3 separate regions of the Mus musculus genome follow, and regions 1 and 3 are each linked to region 2. Evidence: chromatin loops called from intact Hi-C (ENCODE). Cell type or tissue: heart. All regions are shown on one strand. Region 1 has its middle 75 kb from the start of Zfp330. Region 2 holds the start of Il15 (interleukin 15). Region 3 overlaps Il15 (interleukin 15).

Region 1 (8,000 bases), 300 kb before region 2:
GGATTTGAACTCCAGACCTTTGGAAGAGCAGTCGGGTGCTCTTACCCACTGAGCCATCTCACCAGCCCCGGCTCAATCTTTCAAAATTCATATATTTCATTTTTTTCTAATCTGACCGTAACATTAAGGACAATGTAATCTTATCTGTGTTTTATGTAAGAATTAATTCCATAAATACTGATTTATTTGTCTCCATCCATATTTCTTTTTTAAACTTTATTGTAAAAAAAAAAGTTGCATGAAAAAAAACCCCACACATTAAAGTTAACCACACCTAAAATCAGCCAGCGGCACATACCTGTACTTCTACCACTTGGGAGGTCGAGGCAGACTAATTAGGAGTTTGAGGCCATTCTTGCCTATACAGAGAAGCCTCTGTCTCAAAATGAAAAAAAAAAAAAAAAGGAAGAAGTGGTAATTGGTTACCACCTTGGATATTGAAACACTGAGGCCCATTAGGAGGCAGGGAGCTTGTGTGATTGAATAAAGTTTCTGATGGGTTGGCATTGCCTCTTTTCTAAAATCTTCATTCATAACTAACTGCGGTGAGTTCTCATGCTGGCTTGGAGAGTCCCTTGGGAGCTCTGTACTGAAGTGACTCCAGGACTGAAGACTCCAGGGTGCTTCCTGCAGGGTGGGATGCTATTCATTGGTGTCACTGGGTTTTAGGAATCACATTCTGCCACTCTACAGCCAAGAAAAAAGCAACTCCTGATAGAAAATTGGGGGCATTTAAGACTTGGGGAGTGGTATTTGGGTGCTGCTATCCATAAAATCCACTTAAATAATCCAATCATCTAAACACATTCATTTATATTCTAAAGCAGACTTGAACTGGTTCAGCAAAGAATGTAGCTGCCATGTCATGACTTCAGCTCAGAGGACCTCAGAGTTCCTTTGTGTGTGTATGTGTGTCTCTGTGTGTGATGTCATTATGTCCTGCAATCTGCATGATGTCCCCTGCTCATTAGGAAATCACTGGGTGCCTATGTGGTACAATGTGCTACCTTTGTCTTCTGAAACAGTTGAGCACAGGGCCCATTGGCTTAAAACTCATTAGCTCGACCCTCTGTTTAGCTGCTGTTCTTCAGTCCCAGGCAAAATAATGTGTAGATCATTGCAACATATTAAACCCATTTAATTGCTCATTGATCAAAGAGTTACTGAGAAATGTGTACATGCTAATGATGGAGTGTCCTACAAAACTGAAGGAATGGAAATATTTTTCCCAGCTAGAGAGGGAAGTGAAAGCTGGCGTATGTTTAAAGCCCAGCTCCTCTTTTCTACATGAAGATTCTGCCATGAGGATATTAAGTAAGTATGATTTGATCTTGAAACCAGTTTCTTGTGTATTAAATTTAAATTTAGAAGAATAGTATCAGAAAATTTCAAACTGGATTGAATTTACAGATTAGTTACTTTAGTGGAATTTAAAAGGGGCTACATAAAAACTTCCACCCTGGGGAGTTTAATATCACTTCAGACTTTGCCAAGGTGTGTGAAGCCATAATGTTTAAATTTTACAGCCTGTTACTCTCCCTTTCACCTTCGTTTGCTTACTAGTAATCTCTTTCCCATTCTCAAATATTATTTATATCATAGCTGTGCATATATATACACATGTTCCTCAATATGATAGTTGTCTTTCTGAACCCACATTATTTTGCTTAATATTATAACCTCCAGTTCTATCAATTTTCCTGCAAATAAAAATTGTTCATTATGGGTCTCTCTTTCTTTCTTTCTCTCTCTCTCTCTCTCTCTCTCTCTCTCTCTCTCTCTCTCCATGTGTGTATGTCTCTCTCTGTGTGTGTGTATGTGTGTTTGTCTCTCTGTACTGGTGTCTGTCTCTGTGTCTGTTTTTGTCTGTCTGTCTGTCTTTCTGTCTGTCTGTCTTTGTGCACGTGTGTGCATGTGTGTGCAGGCGCACCTCCCGATATCTGTACTTGTGAAGTCCTCCTATCTCCCATTGTTCTCCTAACCACACCAGCTGTTTACTGCTCAGATGCACATTCCCTCTATCTCCTCATTTCTTTCCTTTTCTTCTCTTTCTACCTTCCATTTTTTCACCGGTTTTTCCCCTAGATCGTTCTTTTCTTCTCTCAATGGCTTTCTATAGGACCCGAATTAAAAAACACAACATTCTCTTACCTCTCTAATTTTCTCTGTGTTAAAAAAATGAATAATCTTTTTAGTGCATGTTCTCCCTTGGAAGTATGATAAGGCTGGTATCATAAATATTTAAAAACAAATATATTTGTCTCGGTCCTATAGCATTGGTTTTGTAATTATCAAAGGAATACGATTTTTAGTATAAAAACTTTGAAAATAAAAACAATCAAGAAGAGCCTTCCAAAAGAAAATTTATAATCTCTTTACTCAGAGATAACTTTATTAATGTCTTTTGTGTATCTTTCTGGAGCTGTGTGTGTGCTTAACAGAAAATGATCCTTGCATTGCATAAGTTGCAATATTCTCTTTTGAGCTTATCTGAGTTACAGTTACCATGGTTACCATTGCTGTGATGAAACATTATGACAGGAACTTACACAGAACAGGAACCTGGAGACAAGAATTGATGCAGAGGCTACGGAGGGGTGTTCCTTACCTGCTTGTAAAGTTCCTTTTTCTTTGATGACTCTACCATGTGTCAAGCTAACATAAAACTAGCCAGCACCAGCCTCATATATTATAAATGCATCACATCAACAATCATTCCTTATAGCTATGCTTTGAGCACAACAGTATTTCATCATATAAATTATTATGTATCTAATTATTAGCATACATTTAATCATCTCAGTAGTTATTTTTGCACAGCTGTGACCACAATACACGAGAGGATCAGCTAAAGGAGGAAAGATGAGTTTGGCTCACAGTGTAGAGGGTGGCGCCAGTGGTCACTCAGTCCTGTGTGGTGGTATAACACGCTGGCAGTGGGAGAATGTGGAGGAGTAAGATGTTCATTTCATGGTGGACAGGAAATAGAGAGCAACAAGCCTAATCCAGGGCCAAGAACAACTTTCCAAAGCATTCCTCTGGTAACCACTTCCTCTACCTAAGTCACACCTCCTAAAATTTCCAAAACTTTAAAATCGTGCAATTGCCAGAGCACTAACTGTTCAGCACCTGAGCTTGTGGAGAGATTTTTTTTTTATTCAAGTGTACCAGACTCTTAAGATGGCAATGAAGTTAATGTTGGTCCATAGTTTTATTTTTTCTTAAGTAAATATCTAAAATTGAAATTTTGAGCAGGCCAAAAAGATAACATCTTTTAAAAACTGTTTTTGAAATATAGTTCCATATCATATGGAGTATTGTAATGATATTTTCTTAGTCTTACTAATACTTTATCAGACTGTTTCTCCTATCCCCAAACCCTTGCTAATACAGGATGGTATTTTAAAATTACTATTGAACATAGCATACAAACAAATTATCTTACCATTGTAGTAGCTTTTATGGATTTCATAATAACTGTAAATACCTGTCAATATCCATAGCTTTCAAGGAGTTCACCTTCTTTCTTCAGGCAGGGTTCTGACCCCCGCATTTGGGATTGGGTCTGAATTTCCCAGAGTCCCGTGCATAGCTCCACACTGTAACCATGGATACATATTCCCCTCTGCTGTTCCAGGCTTTAAGATACAGGAGGGAACTAGGCCATCATGCTCACCTGGCATGGACTGGCACACAGTCCAGCTCCTCAACAAATAGCAGGAAATCAGATGTTTTGTGCAACTATTACCTCAGCATTCAAATATTTCCTACAGTGGGGGAGGCAGGAGACTCAGAAGTCTCAGGAAGCTCAGAACATTAAACTAAAATCCACGAGGTTCCTTTCCCCTAGGCTCTAGGTTCCTTCTCCAGGCTGTGGGCTCCTCTGTCAGGCTCTAGGTTCCTCCCCCAGGATATAGGCTCCTCCTCTAGGCTGTAGGCTCCTGCTCCATGCTATAGTCTCCTTCTTCAGGATACCAGTAAACCTCTGCTGTAGGAAGTGGGTGTTCTTCAGTAGAGCTGCCCACAGCTGCCCACAGAGCTTCAGGAATATACCTTTTGTGAGTTTTGAGAGGTCTCCCACATCTGGTTAGGGTTTCTGGTGAGCAGCTGCCTTCGAGTCACCATGCACCTGTAACTCATATATCACCCATGCTTCTGTAAGCAACGCTAATAAAGTCATTAGTTCTCCAGGCTAGACTTGGGCTGAATCATTATTGCCACCTGCTGTTGGTGTCCTGACTATAGTGATCAAACATTTGTTCCTCCACTGGAAAGGTCATGCAGCCATTAAAAAGAGATAAATTGATACTTACATGAATAATATCATAAATGGTTACTATCCTTTGTCCATTGACAACTAAAATCTATGCTACTTAGCCATTTGAGCAACAGAGCAGACATCTTGTATTTCTTCTGATATGATAAGCCCTCATTTGGATCTTGGGTGAAGAAGACACACTCCCAGTGTTTAAACTGAAAGTTAAGAGAAACAACCAAGAAATACAAAATTGAATTAAATGGGAAAAAAACCCAACAAAGTGTGTGTGTGTGCATGTGTGTGTGTGCGCGCGCGAGTGTGCATATGTGTGTGTGTGCATGTGTGTGTGTGCACGTGTGTGGATGAACCACCATGTGCACATCAATGTGAAGGTCAGAGGACAGCTTGTGGGAGTTGGTTTGGTTCTTTACTGTGTGTGTTCTGGGCCTGAACTTGGGCTTGGTGAGCTGGATGCATTTACCTTGTAGGCCTCAAAACTGTTTTTATGCAAAATGATGATGTTTTAGGAATTGAGGGCTGATGCAAAGTCGTAAAATGAAGTTTGAAAAACCTTCTGAAAATGATGCTTTGATTTGTTTTTAGTTTCTGCTCTCAGCTTTCTAACTCAGCCAAGTGAGGGTTTGTGTCCGGTGAGAAAATGGCCAGCTCTGGGACACCCTGGATGACTGCCAGTGAGCACATTGTTCTGGAGACCTGGTTATGTGCTCAGTTATGAATAAAAGGACATCTGTGACTTCTTGCTTTGGGACTGGATTAAAAAGTATGCAACTTGTGCTCTGCACCTTTAATTAAATGTTTAAGCTGAGCTTATAAGGAACTGCTATTTATTTCTGTCAGTCAGATTTCAATAGATCATTAAAAATTCCATTAGCCATGATTGTTGACAGTCTGATAAAAAGTATATTTAGCAGGATAAGGTCTCCCTGGAACGGAACTTTCAACTCTTCTTTGGCCTGTTTTTGTTTAGGGAGACTTTTAATCCTGTCATCTCCTGGTGCACTCCTGATTTTGTACTGTATGACACAGCTAATGCTGTTTAGTCAGTGGGTCAGACTAATAAACGCAAGCTCATGCGTGCTAACATCTCAGCATAAACAGATTTGAATGAATATATTATCTCGACAGAGGCTTGGCTGTCTTGTGAAGTTACCCATATAGTAATTGCCTGTTTTATGTTTTATGCTTTGAAAGGAGAAGCAGCATATCAGTATAACTTAATCTAAACAGCTTTTATTTACACAAGACTGTGGGTGGGTTACCTGACACAGTAGGTAAAGGAACTGTGGTCAAGCTTGAAGACCTGGGTTTGTTCTCTGGTTCCTGGGACATAAGAGACTCCTTAAAGCTGTCCTCTGACTTCCTTGGAGGTCCTGGTATAAGTTGGACCCTTAAACACACACACACACACACACACACACACACACACACACACACACACACACACACATACACACTAAGTGAACACATAATCAAACAATATTTTAAGAAGAATCCCAAGTAGGTTATATATAATGATAATCATATTAAATCATATTAATAATGATTTAAGGAGTAAAAAGTAAAAAATAATATTGTTCCTATTCTCAGTGCCTAGATTCCTATTCACATCTAGATTTGCTATCTTTGTAAGATAGGTCCCTATGAGTCTTATCTTTATTTATACTTGAGTTAATTGAGGCACTGAAAGATTGCATAATTTCAGGAGAATTATTATTAAATGCTACAAAGAAAATGCTTGCTTTACCCCAATACCTCTTCCTGCTCCATTATGCGTTTCCTTTCTGATAGCTGAGTGCCATTTTTAACCACCACACAAGCTGCTGCACTGTGTTCTTGTGTGGATGAGCAGTGGCTCTCAGACTCTGGTTCCAATGTGAATGCACATTCAGTGGGATGTTGCGTTGGTCCCAGACCTGGAGAATTTTACCTTTCCCCTTTCACCTTCGTGTTAATCCTTGGTATGGCATAGCTAGAGGCATTTTGTCACAATTTGGCTAATGAGTTTGTGTAACTGAAAGACGGTGGATGAACTGGTCATAGTCAAATGCTATAGTTGCATGCACACATATATGTAAACAGCACTCCATTTCTCATCCTGTATCAGTGCAATGGTAAACATGAACACTGCTCCTTGAAGCAGTTGCTATTTCAAACAGACACAGGCATTGCTTTGTCATTTCTAGGGAAAAAGGCTTGTCTTGGAAGATGGCAAATGGAAATATTCTAGATGCAACCAGGTAGCGTAGGAAATACAAATTGTATTTGTCTTAGTTTGGGTTTTATGGATGCGAAGAGACACCATGACCGTAGCAACTACTATAATGGAAAGCATTTAATTGGGGCTGGCTTACAGATTGAGACGTTTAATCCATTATTGTCATGGGAGGAAGCGTGGTGGCATGCAGGCAGACAAGGTGCTGGAGAAGGAGCTGAGAGTTCTACATCTTGATTGGAAGGCAGCAGGGGACTCTGTACTACACTGCATAGCTCGAGCATATAAAACCTCAAAGACCTCAAAGCCAGCACCCACAAAGACACACTTTCTAGAACAATACTGCACCTAGTTGAATAAGGTCACACTTACTAATAGTGCCACTCCCTATGGGCCAATTATTCAAACACGAGTTTGAAGGGGCCAAACCTATTCAAACCACAGTAGTTTAACTTATTTTGTTCAAGCTCTTTTCCTTCTGTGATATTGGAGATGGTACCCAGGGTTCTGGTCATGCTAGACCAGTACCCTACCACTGAAGAGCAACTGAGCTCCTGTCTTTCAAAGTTTCTAATAAAAGAAATCCTCATGAAAAATGACAGCAAGCAGGGCCTGCTTTAGGTGGAGGCACCTTTAGGCTGAACACAATGGTCAGGATGTGAACACATGTTCTGATGGTCAGTTGACCCCCAGATGATCAGCTGACTGCCTCCCATCTCAAAACACAGTAAGCAACAGCAGCTGCCCCACACACTCTGCATCCTGTCACACAGAGAACAGCCTATTGTGTCACTGAAACGAACAGACAGTGTTGCATGTCATTTCAGCTTTGACTAAGTATTCTTAGAAAATTTGTTCTCTTTAGCTCCTGGTAAATATATGTAACATATATTTATATGTATGAGGAAAGAATAGATATAACATACTTCTGAGATTTGAAAACAATTCCTAGATTATTGAGCCACATTAACTTCTGAATTATTTATTGGTAAGTCTATACGTTTCCCCCCCTTAAATGTGTATCTTTCATGGGGGTTTATATGAAAAGTGTGGATTTTAGTTGCAGTTGTTTTATTGTAGAGCATTGCCATACTGCTTGTTGCCTGAAGCAGAATTCAGTAGGAGAGATGTGAGCTTGTTTGTGGCATTTGCTGCTGTTTACAGAGCCTTTGTTCTTGTGGGCAGTACACTTGGGGTCTAGCTTATGTGAACTCTGAACTAACCCTTACTTACTAATGCTCTACAGAGACTTCATCTTGGTAGTATAGATTGGACTTACCATGAAAGATCAGAGATGGGGATGTTGAGATTGTTTCATTAATAAAATGCAGATATGAGGATCTAAGCTTGATTCCCAGGACCCACATGAAAGCCAGGTGCAGTGGCATGTCACTCTGGTCCTGTCACTGGCTAGCCAGTCTGGCCAAATCTGTGAGCTTCTAGTTTAGTGAGGGATCCTCTCTCAAAAACAAAGCAGGAAGTGAGACAGGAAGATGCTTAATGTTGACC
Region 2 (8,000 bases):
CTTCTCTTCTTCCTTTTTCCTTTTTCTTTTTCCTTTTCTTCTTTCTTTCTTTCTTTTCTTTTTCTTTTCTTTCTTTTTTTTTTTTTTGAAGAATCTCATTCTGTAACCCATGTATGCCTTGAACTCTTGTCTGCTGCTGGTCTTACCTACTTTGTGAGTTCCTCTTTTTCCCACTCTTTGTTCCCCTGGTTTCACCTCCTATAAAGAGAGAATGAAGGAGAGAGATATCTGTGAATCTAGTTTCTTCTTTGATTGCAGCTGGTTTTTGCTACTTTGTGGGTTCTTCTTTTTTTCACACTTCATACCCCAGGTTCTACCATATATCACTAGATAGAAAGAAGGAGAGGGGAGAGAAGAGGCAGAGAGAGAGAGAGAGAGAGAGAGAGAGAGAGAGAGAGAGAGAGAGAGAGAGAGAGAGATCTCCTTGAATCTAATTTATTTTTTCTTTGAGCATGACTACTAACAAATCACAACCAATGACCATTGTGTCCGCCTATCAGGGTTCTAGAATTTATATATTCTCTGAAAAGTTGCCAAAATTCCAAATGTCTTCACACAATCATAGAAACTATCTGCAGCTGGCAAAACCACACCTCTGCTAGAACAGGAGGTAAATCATTGTTAGCTGCTTCAGACTGTCAGCAGCCCCACATCACTACATTTTGGGATTAAAATGAAAGCATATTCTTATAATATTTCTGTGATTTATTTTAAAGAAATCAAAATTCCAGAATTGTCACTCCCCATGGTTTCAGAATTCTAAACACCAGCAAGTTGTTATGAGCCATGATACCCATCTAGTAATTTATTTTAAATACAGCAAAGTTAATCTTTGGGAAATCATCAGATGTTTTATTTAACTTCCCAAACTCTGACGTTCTTGTTCATTCTTTGAAAATGACTGCCATGGCCTCTTCTATGAGTTTAGTTAGTTTGTCCTCATCCCTTCTCCCATTGTAATTGTCAAAGTTTTCTTGAGGCAATTTCAAGATTATTCCATCAATCTTTGTCTTTCTTTTAATTTATGTGGTGGAATTTACTTGTTCATTGGTGTGAGTGATTTTCAATATCTTCCCAATGTGCCTGTGGCAAGTGAAAGTACAAACTGCATATATTAAAGTTCTGTTGGAGTGGAATGCAACCAAAACAAATTATGCCACACAGTGAATGTCACTGGACTGTGGGCACTTGTGAGTTATTTAAAAATTCCTCTTATATTTGTAATTAAGAAAACAAATTTGCCCTGCATGTTTGAGAGGCAATAGTAGGACAATGAATCCCATGGCAACAATGCTCTAATTGACTTCATTGTCATCAGCATTATTCTTACCACAAATGCATAAATGCCTCATATATCATTTACCATCTTATTTTGAAACCTACTGTATATATCTGAAGTGGGATCAGCAGTTAAAGGCCAGTTAATTGTTTTTCATATACTTAGAGTGCTCTGTATAGTTCATCTCATGAGGAAAGCACACTCTTAAGTTTCCTAAGTATTATGAAAATTCTCCAGTAGCTCAGAATATTTAATACTTGGTGGCTCAGAATATTTACTACTGCATGGTATAAAAGTGTATTGTTTAGGCAGGGATGCCTGATCAGTCCTGAGGATGACCAGCAGGGTCTGGATCCTAGGGCTGGTGAACATCTGCTAAAAGCAGCTGCCTCAGTTAGAGCACGTGGACAGAAGCGGACAACTGGGATGCATTGTATGTTCTGGCCAAAGCAGCAACCAGCCCTGCATGGAGGTACTGGGTGTAGTCCATGAAGTGTCTTATTGATGGTCATGTGATTCCTCTACCAGTTGAACAGCACACAGGAGACATAGGGCGATCTGGAGAGATGCGAAAGGAATCACCTTGCCGGGGTACACAGAGCTCTGTATTGGTCCAAGTTGAGGCATGAGATATTGACCTACTTGCTCACCTCTACATCACTCACATACTGTGATGTTCACTTCTAGTACATCATTGTGATGGAATTCAGTCCAGCTTCTGGCCTATTTTTATAGTGCATGCTCATTTCACGAAGCAGGGCTTCAGTGTGAAATGGAAAAGTGGTTGGGTTTGAAACTCATTGAAGCTGTTCAAGACAATTCACTGTATTATCCTGTACAAAAAGAATATTGATTTTAAAAATGTATTTGTATGTGTGTGTGTGTGTGTGTGTGTGTGTGTGTGTGTGTGTGTGTGTGTAAGTGCAGGTCCCTCAGGAGACCAATGCTGTTGGATCCTCTGGAGCAGGAGTTACAGCTGTTAGTGGATCATCTCAGTATGGTCCTGAGAATGGAAGTCCAGACCTCTGCAAGAACAACAAGCTCTTGAACTGCTGAGCAATCTCTCCAGTCAGATTTTTATGTTTCTTTAAATATAATTTATAATGGTAGTAAAATTTTAAATGGTTGTAAAATACACATTTTCACGATTTTTATTATAAGTAAATTTTGGTGTGATTGTTACCAAAACATGCATTATTGTTTCAAATATAAACCTTGAAGGGATACAAGATAAGTGTGTGAGAACAAACTTCCCATTACAATGATTTTATGTGGAATGCCACACACAGTTAATAATTAGTCGTTCAAATATTCTAGTTTTTACCATTTTTTAATGTAATACACAAAAACACAGAACATAGTTGTGTTTAACTAGGTGCCAAGGGCCTCATCGTTTTCTCCTGGCTTTCTCAAAAGCTTTGGGAACCGCAAGCCACTGAGTCTTTTCAATGATTCATCTGAATGCCAAAGCTGGGACCCCGGGCTCTCGGACTGTCTGGAATAGACACACAGTTGACATGGTTAACTCCTCCTCACTATAATCACTCCTAATTTCCAACTTAAAGATGCTGCCTTACCCACGCCTTGTTTCCCATCAAAAGACATGTGCAATGTTTTACATTCAGCTACAAATTAGGTTGGAAAAATGACCCAAGAGGGGTCAATTTAGTGGAAGTTTACTGTTCCCAAACAGGCCCCTCCTAGCAAGAGTTCAGAAAGAAACTTCCCTCTTCCAGACTCTGCAGCAGGTCAAGGGTTGTTTTGGAGGACCGCCCATTCCAGACCCAAGGTCCTTTTCCGTTTCCTCCCGGTACAGTCTCTGTCCAGATCTCCTCCGGGCTTCTATGGGGAAGCCAAACTGCCTCCCTGCAAGGCCAGTTGCTGTAGATGCAAGCAACCTGTGAACTCAGGCCAACTCCTTGAAACTTCACAGAGGCAAAGGCATTCCAGGACACACAGAGGCTGTGGCCAACTGCCCAGGGGGAGGAGACTGCTCTCTGCTCTCAGTTGCCCTTCAGGTTCTGCGCCCTGGGGACCTGGCAGTGGCAGAATCATGTGGGCACCTGGTAAGGTGGCCGGGACCATGTGTTCCTCCCGCAACCTCCCCAGGGTGTTGATCTCCGCCTCAGCTTGGGCTCTTTCTCTTTCACTTTTCTGTTAGCTGGGGTTGGGACTCCCCGGCTGGAAAGCACTGGGGGAAACCGGGGAAACCCCAGCTGATTCGCTCCTTGTGCCTTGATTGCTCCCGCTGGCTGCTGCCCTGCATCCTGCACCCTTCAACCAGAACCCGATGGAGGTACAGAATGGGAGGTGGTAGTGCTGGTGGTGGTGGATCAACAATGGAATTTTTTTTTTTTCCGAAAGCCTACGCCCCGGGCCCCTCCCAGCTCTGGCTCTGCTCAGGCACCCTTTTCCCCTCCAGCTGCCGGCCAGGCCGCCCCGCCCTCTTTCTTGACCAAGACTTCAATACTCAGTGGCACTGTATTCCCCTTCTGTCCAGCCACTCTTCCCCAGAGTTCTCTTCTTCATCCTCCCCCTTGCAGAGTAGGGCAGCTTGCAGGTCCTCCTGCAAGTCTCTCCCAATTCTCTGCGCCCAAAAGACTTGCAGTGCATCTCCTTACGCGCTGCAGGGACCTTGCCAGGGCAGGACTGCCCCCGCCCAGTTGCAGAGTTGGACGAAGACGGGATCCTGCTGTGTTTGGAAGGCTGAGTTCCACATCTAACAGCTCAGAGAGGTCAGGAAAGGTACTAACTCGGCTCTGCTTGCCACATTCTTTCAAACTTCTGGCCCCGGCGAATGGATGGCTGCTATGGACTTTCTTTCTTTCTTTCTCTCTCTCTCTCCTCTCTCCCTTTGCAAAAATTACTCACCTTTTCCTTGTTGAAGATGCGTTTTCTAGGGAAATAAATGTGCAGGAATGGCCATAGGTCTGGGTCTGTATTAGCAACAGCTTAGCTCAAGGCTTAATCAAAGCAGTTGTCTGTATGAAATACCAGATTGAAGGGAAGCAACGGGGAAGATTGTCCTGAAATAAAATCCTCACTCAAGCGGGCTTTAGATGAAAACCCAGCTAACTTTTTCAAGTGGGTTGGAGAGTGCAAAGTTGCAAGAAAGGGAAGCTCAAAAGAATGTCTATAGCCCCTCCCCCCTGCATTTAATATTATGTTAATGCCCAAACAATGTTAATGATCCAGGTTCCAGACAGAACCAGGCAGCGTCCTGACAGGTTTCAGACAGAACCAGAGACAGAGTCCCGCAGAAGCTGAAATGGAAATGAGGTGATTGGCAGCAGCTACTTTCCACTGGTGATTTTAAATTGATTTCTGATACTCTCATTGGTGGCGCCAGGGAGGCCCCATTGACCTGCCAGGACTCTCCAGTCTGAGCCGGTAAATAAACAGATTACTACGATTGCTGCCTCAAGTTAGATCCTTATCAACATTGAATGCTCACTAAAATTTAAAGGATTTCTTAAAGGAAGTTTAGAGGGATTGATAAGAAAGAAGCGACTCAAGAGGGAACATCAATATTAATAAAGGAGTAGAGACAAAACTATAGTTATTTTAGGCTTTTAGAATAAAAAAACAACAACAACAACAACAACAAACTCCGGAGTTTTACTTAAAATGTGGAAGGGTCAGAAATTGCTTCAGGCTTGTTATAAATGTGTCTGCTTCTCCTCTGATCTTTATGCTTCCCCTTTTCCCTTCTGGGAGTTTGCAGTCCCATTCTCACTCTAATGGCTCCTCTTGCCTTGTGATCTGTTTTGCAACATGATAGGGGGTCAGGTTTTCCCTAGTTCAGATCCCTGACAGGTTTCTAGTAGTTTAGATATTACTGCTGGCTGCTGATTGGCAGGCAGAGGCAGTGTACAGTGCGGTGGGAAGCTGCTTCTTAGAATTTTCCTGCAGATTGCTGGTGGGTTAAAGGAAAAATACAATGGTGCTTTCTTAGTTAAATCTTGTTTCAATTCTAAGAAGTGTCTGTGGCTATATTGCATAATATAACATTTGTCAAGGACACAGATTTATATATATATATATATATATATATACATATATATATATATATATATATATATAAACTAATTTTGAAGAGTTTTAGCAAAATGGCTTAAGGTTATTGAAACAATTTGGAAGCAGAATTTTGACCTTGGGAAGCACTTCATCTGAGGTGTGTGCTGCCGCTCTGTGATTTCAGCTCTGTGATTTCAGGGAAGCTAAAAAAAAAAAAAAAAAAAAAAAAAAAGGAGCTCTGTGGATTTTCCTGAGGGAACTATTTGTAACACCAATCAGCTTTTATAAATGGATATTTGACCCAAGGCTTTAAAACGTTTAGAATCTGGTCTCTGTTTATGTAACTTTTCTTCTGAATGCTGGTTAACCACAACCCAGGAAATAATGTCTTCATCCCACAGCCTGTTACATAAATAACAGTCAACAACTTAAATTCTAACCCCCCAATATTGTTCTAAGTGCACATGTGTTTAGAGAGTGTCATGCTAGACATCTGTTTATAAATATTCGTGTGTATGGCACATTTGCTAGAGTAACTCATTTGCAGGGAAACAGGTCTTGGGAGGGTTAATCTCTTCCACCCCAGACAGAGCTAAGATTGCAATGCTGATAAAAATGAAAGAATTTCCTATTCAACAGCTTCCCCACAGTTTTGACAGTGACAGTTACTAATTTATTTTGGGCCAATGTTGCTAGAATTTTGGCTTCTGATTACTTTTATAGCTGATATTATTAATTATATATTTAAGGATTATAATCACATAATATCTGTATGCATTTGATCCCTTAGAGAAATTCATGATCTCTAAATGGGAATAGCTGCCTAATATGTATCAGATTTTTAAAATAATGACTCATAATGGGTAAATCTGGATTGACTTCTGTATCTGAATCTCTCTGCTTCTCATTCCATCCATCCACACAGGAAGCTAGGACTCAAAGAGAGATAGGAGGAGAAGAATCTCCCATTACATCATACCTGAGGCTGCAACTCAACATTGTGTGAGGCTTGTGCTTGCCTTTGCACTGGTGGGAGGAAAAAGTCTATCAGGGTGTTGAGTGAAAGTGAGTGTTGTTAGGGAGAAATGGCATGCAATCGATGAAGAATTATTTTATGGTGTTTCAGTTAACTAATATCAAAATTACATATGCATTTATACATATATTGATATATCCTATAGATTTGTATATGTGTGTTTGTGAATATGTTAGCAGCTGTCAGGAGATAGAAGGGCTATTTGCAATTGTTTTTGGATTAGAGTTGGATGGAAAAATCAATGTTAGCCTAGAAATCCTAACATATTGAAGTAAAACAACATGTTCAGAAGGAACCTAGTGTGAACCTGAAAGTACTAAGAGGAAGGCACCATGCCAGCTTGTCTTAGGCATAGTCCTGTTGAATTCTAATGCCATTCCACGTTTATTCCTACTGTACTGAAAGGAAAACGGTAATGGTGGTGCTGCCGTCCCTCCTTAGTGGAGTAGGATCTGCTGCTGAGCTTAAGGCTCACTCTTACCAATGCTCATTTTGTAGGTTGTCATGTTCTTTGTGTTTAGTATGGTGAGAAAGGAAACACACACACACACACACACACACACACACACACACACACACACACACACAAAACCATCTCTGCCAGGAAGCAGACACTGGCCATCATTTGACTGATTATTTTGCTGTATATTAAACAATGTTATCCCTTTCTAAAGTGTTATCCTGGGCCAGTGAGGTGGCTTGGCCAGTGAGTAAAGGAGCTGGCTACATAAGCCTGGTGACCTGAGTTCAAAGGTGCAAAGAGAACTCATTCCATAAAGTTGTCCTCTGACCTCACTTGCATATGTGCCATGCCACATGAGCCCGTCACCGCCACCGTGCAGACACACACCATGATGATAAAAGTCAAAAGAAAATTAAGGAGTTGAGTGGCTGAGGTCAGAATTAGCAAAGTGAGGTAACTTGAGCCATTTGATTAGCAGTGATCATACACATTCTCTGTCTGGAGACTCGAGTGTTGTACGCATGTGTGTTTAAGTGCTTTATCCCGCTACAGGGCACGGAACTAGACAGTATGATGGTGATCTATGTACCTGAGTGTAAAAGATGGGTGTTTTCTCCAAATGTTGATCTCTTCTGTCTTCTTGAGAGGTCACAGACCACATTAGGATGATGATAAAAAATTATTTTGCCAAATGAAGAAATAGAAACTGAAAATGGCCAAGGGTGGGGCCTAGGGAAGAAATGACCACAGGACTGGTGGGGGAAGGGAGCTGAACTCATTGTTGTGAACAGAAAGAGGCCCTGGCAATGTTGTTGGCGGCCAATAACATTGAGTCACAGTTCTAGATGGACAGCTTACTCTTGAACTTTCCAGTTGAACTGTGAAAGACTTGACAGCTTTTGAGAAATCATGACCAAGCTTTGAGGCGATCAAGGAACTGTCTCTCTGCTGAAATTCTTCATAAATGTATGTTTTTTCAATTGTATTTTATGGTTTATGTTGGGAAAGGGTTATAGGTGTGTGTGTGTGTGTGTGTGTGTGTGTGTGTGTGTGTGTGTGTGTGTGTGTGTGTTGGGGGTCATTCCTCAGGCATCAGGAAAGGAGAACCAGGCTCATCTGTCAAATCCCTTCTACACATAGTGAGTGTAGGTTTTTAGTTCCTTTAGTTATTGTGTCTTACTCCCCTTTGTCAAGTGATAGTGTGC
Region 3 (8,000 bases), 52 kb after region 2:
ACGGTGCAAGGGAAACAGCTGTTTATGTTTTCATTTTGATTTTATTTTCTGTTTCCATTGCTGTTCTGTCAGTGCGTGGCTTCATAAAGCTGTAGGGTTCTGTTAGGGGGGACCATGGAGGCCATGTGTTTTGGAAGCCGATGTGTTGGTTTTCCAGTTTGATAGCAGTTCCTTATTGTAGCTGGAGGGAGGAGCATGACTCTGTTTGTGAGAGACAGGGAGTGACAGGCCACCAGTCCCATGCTCAGAAGTGTGCCCTCCCTGTCTCTGAGCTTGCGTTTATGGGGTAAATATTATGTTGCCGGTTGGTTTTGTTTCTTTTGTTCAAACTATCTGAGACTTGTAAGATGGCTGCTTTTGTCAGACACTTGCTGGAGAGCACTCTCGTAAAGCTGCCTCCTGGAGATGGCTTTATGCCTTGCCTATAAAGTAAGCTTTCATAAGATTTGGCCGGAAAGCATCTTTATGTGTTGCCGTCCTGTTAGCTACCGATGAACTAACAAAGCTCCCCATGCTATTTTTACTGAGGGCGTGTTTGACTTGGGTATTTGGACATAGCCTTCATCTTAGCACCCACTGTTCTCTCTCTGAACTGTTCCCCCACCAGCCTCTTGTAGGAAAGAACAACACAGTCTATGCATCTCTCCTCCCTGTACGTGGAAACCAACCAAGCCTTTTTGGGTGTCTTACTTGGACATTTGAAATGACAATAACCACGTATCATTTAACATGTCCCCTTGGACTCCAGACCTAGCTGCTGAGACGTGCTTCCTATGAAACAGTCCCCAATATCTATCAGGTGGTTTGGAGATTATTTCACTGTGGCAAATATATTTTCATTTCAATTCTGCCATGTTACAAATTCTTGTTCCAATATTTTCTTTCTTTAAAAAAAAAATCCACAACCGTTCCGTTAAGCACGTGGATCCAGATGCCTAAGCTCGGACCCAGGCTTGCTTGCATTGTCACTCCCTGTCTCTCACACACAAAGTCATGCTCCACCCTCACTCCCAGATCTATCTCACAGACCCTCTCTTGACCTTGAATGGCCACAGCTTTGCTCTCTTAACATGCTGGTACTGGTGATATCTGGACGAGCCACTGCACACCTGATGTCCTACAGTTCAGCAACATAGTGGTTATGTTATATACTAATTGAATGATGTATGACCAAGTGTCTATATCCCTTACAACATAGTTCCTCTCCTCCTCCCTCCCTCCTTTCCTTTCTTTTACCTTCCTTCCCTCTCTTCCTACCTTCCATCCTTTCTTCCTCTCTCCTTTTTGCTTCTTTCCTCTCCCTTCCTCTTTCCCTCACTTCTTCCTTCCCTCCCTCCTTCCCTTCTTTTCTCCTTCCTTCCCTTCTTTTCTCCTTCCCTCCCTTCCTTTCTACCTTCCTTCCTCTCTTACTCTCTGCTCTCCCTCCTTCCCTTCCTTTTTCCTTCCTTCCCTCTCTCTCTGCTTACCTTCCTTTCTTACTCTCTCCTACTCCCTCCCTCCTTACTTTTCTTCCTTCAAACAGTTTTGTATTGATGCTTTAAATTCTTCTATAAAATGAGTCATGAAACATTTTATTCCTTTCAGTTTTTCTTGGCAGTTGGCCTGTTTGATTAACTTCTACAAAAAGGAGCCGAAACGTTTTTAAAGGATAGCATAATTCTTAGCAATCTTTCATTTGGTCTGGGAACAGATTGCTTGGTGTCTTAGTTATGGTTATTTTTTCTGGGATGAAACATCATGAACAAAAGAAACTCTTAGAGGAAAGGGTTTCTTTGGCTCACATATCCCGAATCACAGTCCACAGAGGGAAACCAAGGCAGGAGCTCAAAGCCAGGCAGGAACCTGAAGGTGGGAACTGATGTAGAGGCCGTAGAAGAGGTCTGCTAATGGCTTGCTCATCCTGTGTTCTCATTGAACACAGTCGATGGTTCACCAGTCTATGGGTGGCACCTCTCACACTGGGCTGGGGCCTCCTCCATCAATCACACATTAAGAAAATGCTCTACAGGTTTGCTTACATTCTGATCTTATGGAGGTATTTGCTTAGCTGAGGTTCCCTCCTCTCTGATAATCCTAGCTTATGTCAAGGTGACATAAAACCATCCAAGACACTTGCTGTTCAAAAGGAAACCCAACAACAGAGGCATTTCTCTTTAAAAATAAGAAAATAAGTCAAGAGTAATTAGTGACCCCAACAAGCTGTTTCCTTGTACATCCATGCCATGAGCAGTGCTGACACTCAAATGCTATCTATGGCCAGGAAACACATTTTCATTTCTCCTCTTGTCATTTGCTTGATAAGATTTCAGTCAGGCACAGTCCTGAGTGACTGAAGGGCTAAGCTGAGGCAACCAGATTCGTACCACGTCTTTTACCCTTTTATAAGTTTTATGTTGTCTGTCTCTATTGGAAGCTACGAAATCACTTCTCCCAAGACAAGACAAGCACTTGAGTGGTCCATAACTGTTCCAGAAGACTCTTGCTGTTCATGCGTGCAGTGTTTCCATGCACGCTCCAGCCAAGTCATTTGGAGCTTGACTGAGGGCTGTTAGTGCAAGGAGATTTCTCTATAGGCAGAGAACCATTCTCCAACATCGATCAGTTGTGTGGATGCTGAGGGCAAGTGTCATTGTTGTCTGCTGGCAGTGTACTGTCCACAAACTTCAATTTAATATAAAAATTTATTGAAGTAAAATCAAATAAGATATGAGTCTTGCAGACATTTTTTTTCCAGCTCTAAACAGCATTGGAACAATAAAACTGCTCTTCTGTATGGAAGAGGTTATTAATGTGGGACTTTGCTCTTGGGTGTACTTTCCCTTTCAAAAACACTTTGCTAACTTGTAGTTGTCTGAATATTTGTTCAGATGCCAACAAAAGTAAAACTGATTATTTATTACCACCACATATAAGTTACTAATAAACCAATACTCAGATTTGCTGTTTGCTTATGTACTTCTAATATTTTGATGTGTGTCTTGGGGAATGAGGAAGCTGGAGAGATGACTCAGAAGCTGAGAGTGCTTGCTGCTCTTGCAGAGTACCCACATCCGGGTCCCTACACCCAGGTCAGGTGACTCATAACCATCCTTAACTTAAATTTTGCAGGATCTGATGCCATCTTCTGGACTCTTCAGGTACTGCATTCATGTATGCTTGTATATAATTTAAAGTAAAAATTTTCAATTATAATATGATTTTTAAAAGAAAATGTAAAATCTGGGAAATATTTAACAATGGTAATTTTTCTAGTTTTGTTAGACAATATTTATTTATTTATGTGCCCATGGGATATGTATCCCAGGAGCTTATGGAGCTGTGGAGTAGGTATGGCCTTGTTGGAAGAAGTGTGTCACTGTGGGCCAGAGAACAACTTAGAGTCAGTTTTTTCATTACACAATCTAAGCCCCAGGATTTGTTTGTTTGTTTGTTTGTTTGTTTGTTTTAATGTAGATGAGTGCTCTATCTACATGTACACCTGTGTGCCAAAAGAGGGAATCAGATTCCATTATAGATGGTTGTGAGTCACCATGTGGTTGCTGAAAATTGAACTCAGGACCCCTAGAAGAACAACCAGTGCTCTTAACTGCTGAGCCGTCTCTCCAGCCTTGTTAGACAGTATAACTATGGAAAATATTGGTAATTGAGTTCTCCACGTAATTTCTTTTTATCAAGAATTATCTTTTCCCCATCAAACATTTGATCAAAGCCATCGTAATCACATATTTCTAGCTAGAACATATTTCTCAGAAGTATCTTTTTTGGAATCAGGACTCATTGACAGGTTGTGCAGCTTCATATAGAGGCTCTATAAGGTTCTGGGTCTGACTCCTCTCTTCTGCACAGTGGTCCATTCAGAGTGCAAAGTCAATACTGGAAAGTTCTGAGAAGTTAGGGGTTTGGACAATGTGGTGTAGCTACTGTTGTTAGTGTGGAGTACAGATTCTCTCTGTTCTTGGTTGTTTATCCCTGTAGGAAGCTGGAAAGAGTTACTCAAGTAGTTAAAGAACTTCTGGCTCACTTCCCACCTGCTATGGGATGTTGGCCCTTTCAACGCCATGATTCAATAATCACAGATCAAATAGATTTGGCAGAAAAATTTGACTGTCTTAGTTAGGGTCTTACTGCTGTGAAAGACATGATAACCAAGGCAACTCTTCTAAGGACATTTAACTGGGCCTGGCTTGCAGGTTCAGAGGTTCAGACCAGTATCATCAAGGTGGGAGCATGGCAGCATCCAGGCAGACATGGTGCAGCAGGAGCTGAGAGTTCTACATTTTCATCTGAAGGCAAACAGGAGAAGACTAACTTCCAGGCATCTAGGATGAAGATCTTAAAGCCCACGCCCACAGTGACACACTTCTTCCAATAAGGCCACACCTATTCCAACAAGCCCACAGCCACTAATAGTGCCACTCCCTAGGCCAAGCATATTCAAACTAGCACACTGGCCATGCACAGATTTTTTTCTTTGTTATTTTTTCTTGACCATTAGTGTATTCATTTCTATAGCATTTATACTGAATTTGTTAGTATGGGTAATTTAAAGATGTTTTAAAATATGAGCAAGTATTCTCCCCTAATATACAAGAAACTTGGGTATCACTATCAGTAGGGCTTGGTATCAAGAATGAGGGGTCTTGCTATCAGTCTGCAGGAACAAGAACATGTAGGAACCCATTCCAGGTTTTCCTTGTTTGGTTCTTACAGTAATAGTTTTATAAAAATACGAAGGTAATGGTGGAGACACAAAAGAGATCTTTAGGAGGAGAGGGCTTATAAGAAATTTTCAGACAAATCTTTCCTATTTCAATCTCTGCTGAGATATCTAAATTACCGAAAATAGGTTTGTGGAGAGATTAATGTTTAGCTTCAGTGTGGAGGTTAAAGTGCAGGAAAATAGGATGCAGGAGATGTTTGGAAATTCAGACAAGAAGGCAACAATCAAAAGCCATCCCAGTAGAGGTTCTGTGGGGTCTGTGTGTTGGAGAAATGGAGAGAGGGCATGTAAGGGTCTTAGTTGTTAGAGAACAGCCCTGTACTTTACTAGTTAATCATTAACTTGTAACCTCCACATGCATTCAGCTAAACTCGTTTTCAGAACTGACAGGTTCTCCTTCCCTGAAGAGTGAGCATGGATAGCCAGGAGTTGTAAAACAATTCATTCAAGTACAAGGGCTGTTCGTTGCTTTAGAGCCACAGTTTGTCTGAGAAGTAAACTTCTGGTCTGTGTTTATAGTTGAACTATTAAAATACCGCATTGAATTCCTATCATGTGCAACTGTTGCTCAGCATCACTGTTTAAGGATCCCGTGGTTTTTCCTGCCTACTATACTCAGTCAGAGTCTGCAGGTTGTTTGTGAAGGTCACAGGCAACCTGGCACCACACTTCTACAACTGTATCTCTTGACTTCCACCAGTGACTCTTCAGAGAGTGGCATCATTCAAGGAGTCTCACGGTGCAGTGGTTTCCCGCAATAACCTCTTTGCTTCTGTGCAAAGTTTATTCCCTCATATGGCCACTTGACTCCAAAGCGTCCTCTATTTTGGAAACATGTATTGATATTGCTTATTATTCTTGTGCCATGATAAAGTTGCTTCTCCCTCTGCCTATGAAATTTTATTGCATGCTTATTCAGACGTAATTTGTATATTGTATGCAGTTTATTGTTTTCTTCATAACAAATTTAATCCACTGTGAGAGTGATTATACCTGAGAAGAGGGAGGAAAATGGTAGAAGACCAGATGAGGCAGAGGGCTGGGAGACAGGTCTTTCCTCTGAGATGCTTGGGAACATGCCTAGGTAGTAGCACACAGGGAATACGGTCCATGGGCCTAAATTTCTGCAGTGTTTGGGATCTAGCGTCATCTGATTTCTGTACAGAACAGAACTGATGGAATGACTCACTATTACAAAGGAGAGTTACCAGCTTGGCTTACACAGTTAGGAGTAGGGAGTTCAATGGACCCTGCACACTGAGAGGTAACTGCTCAGACCGACATGCCTCTGAAGTGCTGATCTAATAATCAAGGCCTGGAGTGTTCCTTTTGAGTCCATTTTGGAAAACTGAAGAAGCCGCATCCAATGTCATTGAAGGATGACAGCAGCAATGGCAACAGTAGAGTAGATGTGTTCACCAGCAGGGGGAGAAGGGAAGCAGGCAAAAAGCAGCTTTCCCTCAGGCCACCCCAAGGATATATGCTGGTCTACCTTCCCCACTTCTTAAAGGAAACAACCACCCAGATCCTTCCATAGGCATTTTTCTTAACTGATTGCAGGTTAATCAAGTTGATAACCAAGAGTGAACTGCACAGATCTCTAAGAAAGAGGATTCCATGTTAATATTGAAATTATGTGTGCAGGCCTGCATATCTTTATAGAGATGACATATAAAAAATATTAAACATCTTAACTGATCATTTGTTGTTATCTTGTGAAAAACTGTAAGATTTAACATCCCTGAAGCTGGACACCTCTAAAGGAAAGAGGCATATTTAATGCACAGTGTTGGACAACACCAAGTGACCTCATTAATGTGTCACTTGGTCGCAGTGCCGTTGGGGTATATGTGGCTTCCCCATGGTGAAGGTACACACAAGAAGGAGAGAGCACATGGTGAGAGAGTAATGTGGGTTGGCATTCTTATAACAGCTCGTTCTGATGGGAACTGGATGAGATTCCTGTAGAGTTCCACTAACGCCTTCCAAGGGCAGCTCTAAGACTGCCAATGACTGAAAAACTGCCACTATGAGTTACAAGACAAGTAAAGTTTAAATGAAGCTGGAGTAAGGGACACATAGAAGCCAGATGTCATCAGCAAAGCAAATATTTGCTTGCCAGAAGATCTGTTTTCTCAGTTGGTAAGTAGGAGGCACCAGCCACCTATTTTGATGACAAAGCTGAACTGAGATGCAGCCCCATTCATCATCTGCCGCCATTTTCAAGCTATCGTGGACATTGATGTAATTACAAGAAAAACCATAAGACTTTCCAAGTATGTGCTACTTATTACCTGGCCCTTGGTAGAAAATTACTTTAATTTGTACAGTAATGATAACTGTTATCTCCTACTTTTCTGCCATAAATGAACGCTTGGGTGGACATAGTCTTGCTCAGGTGCTTTCTCCCCAACTTCACACTATTTCAGTTCTCATTCATGGTTAACATCTGACCATATCTCAAGGTAGGGCTAAAATAACACTTTGCTATAAAGACCTGCAATGTAGGGAACGAATAGGGCATGCTTCACATTCCACTGGCCTTAATACTTCCAAGCTCCCTGCTCCCTTCTGGTCTGTGCTCACTTGTCATACGCAGATTTTAATCCATTTCTCTGCCTTTTCCAGGTAATCTGTCACTTGTGGGTTGCCATGCCTGGAGCATACACAGACATAACACAGAGATAACATAATAGGCTCTTGTTACCAGTGAACTGGAAAGCCATGGTCCTTAGCAAAAAGACTACAGTCAGAGCACTTTTCCAGACAAAGAACACACGTTGTCCTGAGGAGAAGTTAATCAAGCTTTACTGAAATGAAAGCAAGGCAGTTAAGAACAGACCTCACAAAAGTCATTGCGGGCTGAGTGGGAAACCCTGGCTGACTCTCAAGTCTTTGCTGCGTTTACTTTCCATTGTGGGCTCAGGGGACTTAGGCTTTAGGGGCAAACGTCAGCCCTAGGTGTAAACCAGCCTCTCTGTTTAATAAATGAACCACTGCTGGAGGGGGAAGTCTAATGCCAGTGTCACAGGGAACGGGAACGTGGGGTGAAGACTTCATGGAAGCATTGTACTAGCCACACAGTCTAGTGTACTGTTTCATACCCTGGTAAATGTTAGGTTTATTTTCTCTTAAGAATGATGTAATATACACTGTAGAGTGTAAACAAGATAGCAAGATGACTCAGTAGGTAACAGTCCTTGCTGCCCAGTTTCATGGCCTAAGTTTGTTCCTAGATCCCCAAGTGGTGAAAGGAGAGCAGCAACTCTCACAATTTGTT

Evidence for each region. Hi-C counts contacts between places; a loop is a spot of excess contacts. Peaks named below come from ENCODE experiments on the same cell type or tissue, not always from the same donor. Only the 100,000 strongest peaks of a DNase experiment are listed, where the experiment ranks them.
Region 1: it touches region 2 in a loop (3-fold over the local background); 3 of 42 quality-filtered maps call a loop at or near these places.
Region 3: it touches region 2 in a loop (3-fold over the local background); 3 of 42 quality-filtered maps call a loop at or near these places.

What each region holds. Positions count from the first base shown.
Region 1 is chr8:82,695,204-82,703,203 of GRCm38, reverse strand. No RefSeq gene overlaps it. Among named protein-coding and RNA genes, the nearest start is that of Zfp330, 75 kb to the left of the region's middle. In heart, no CTCF peak of the experiment used is centred here; a DNase peak (open chromatin) is centred at 3,783.
Region 2 is chr8:82,398,314-82,406,313 of GRCm38, reverse strand. It overlaps Il15 (interleukin 15), which reads left to right and starts at 3,728. Exons shown (of 8, transcript NM_001254747.1): 1 at 3,728-4,014. In heart, no CTCF peak of the experiment used is centred here; DNase peaks (open chromatin) are centred at 3,233, 3,693 and 7,553; H3K4me3 peaks cover 3,397 bases; H3K27ac peaks cover 3,362 bases.
Region 3 is chr8:82,346,556-82,354,555 of GRCm38, reverse strand. The region is part of intron 2 of Il15 (interleukin 15); the gene reads left to right. Among named protein-coding and RNA genes, the nearest start is that of Il15, 52 kb to the left of the region's middle. In heart, a CTCF peak has its summit at 3,123 (motif pointing left); no DNase peak of the experiment used is centred here; H3K27ac peaks cover 338 bases.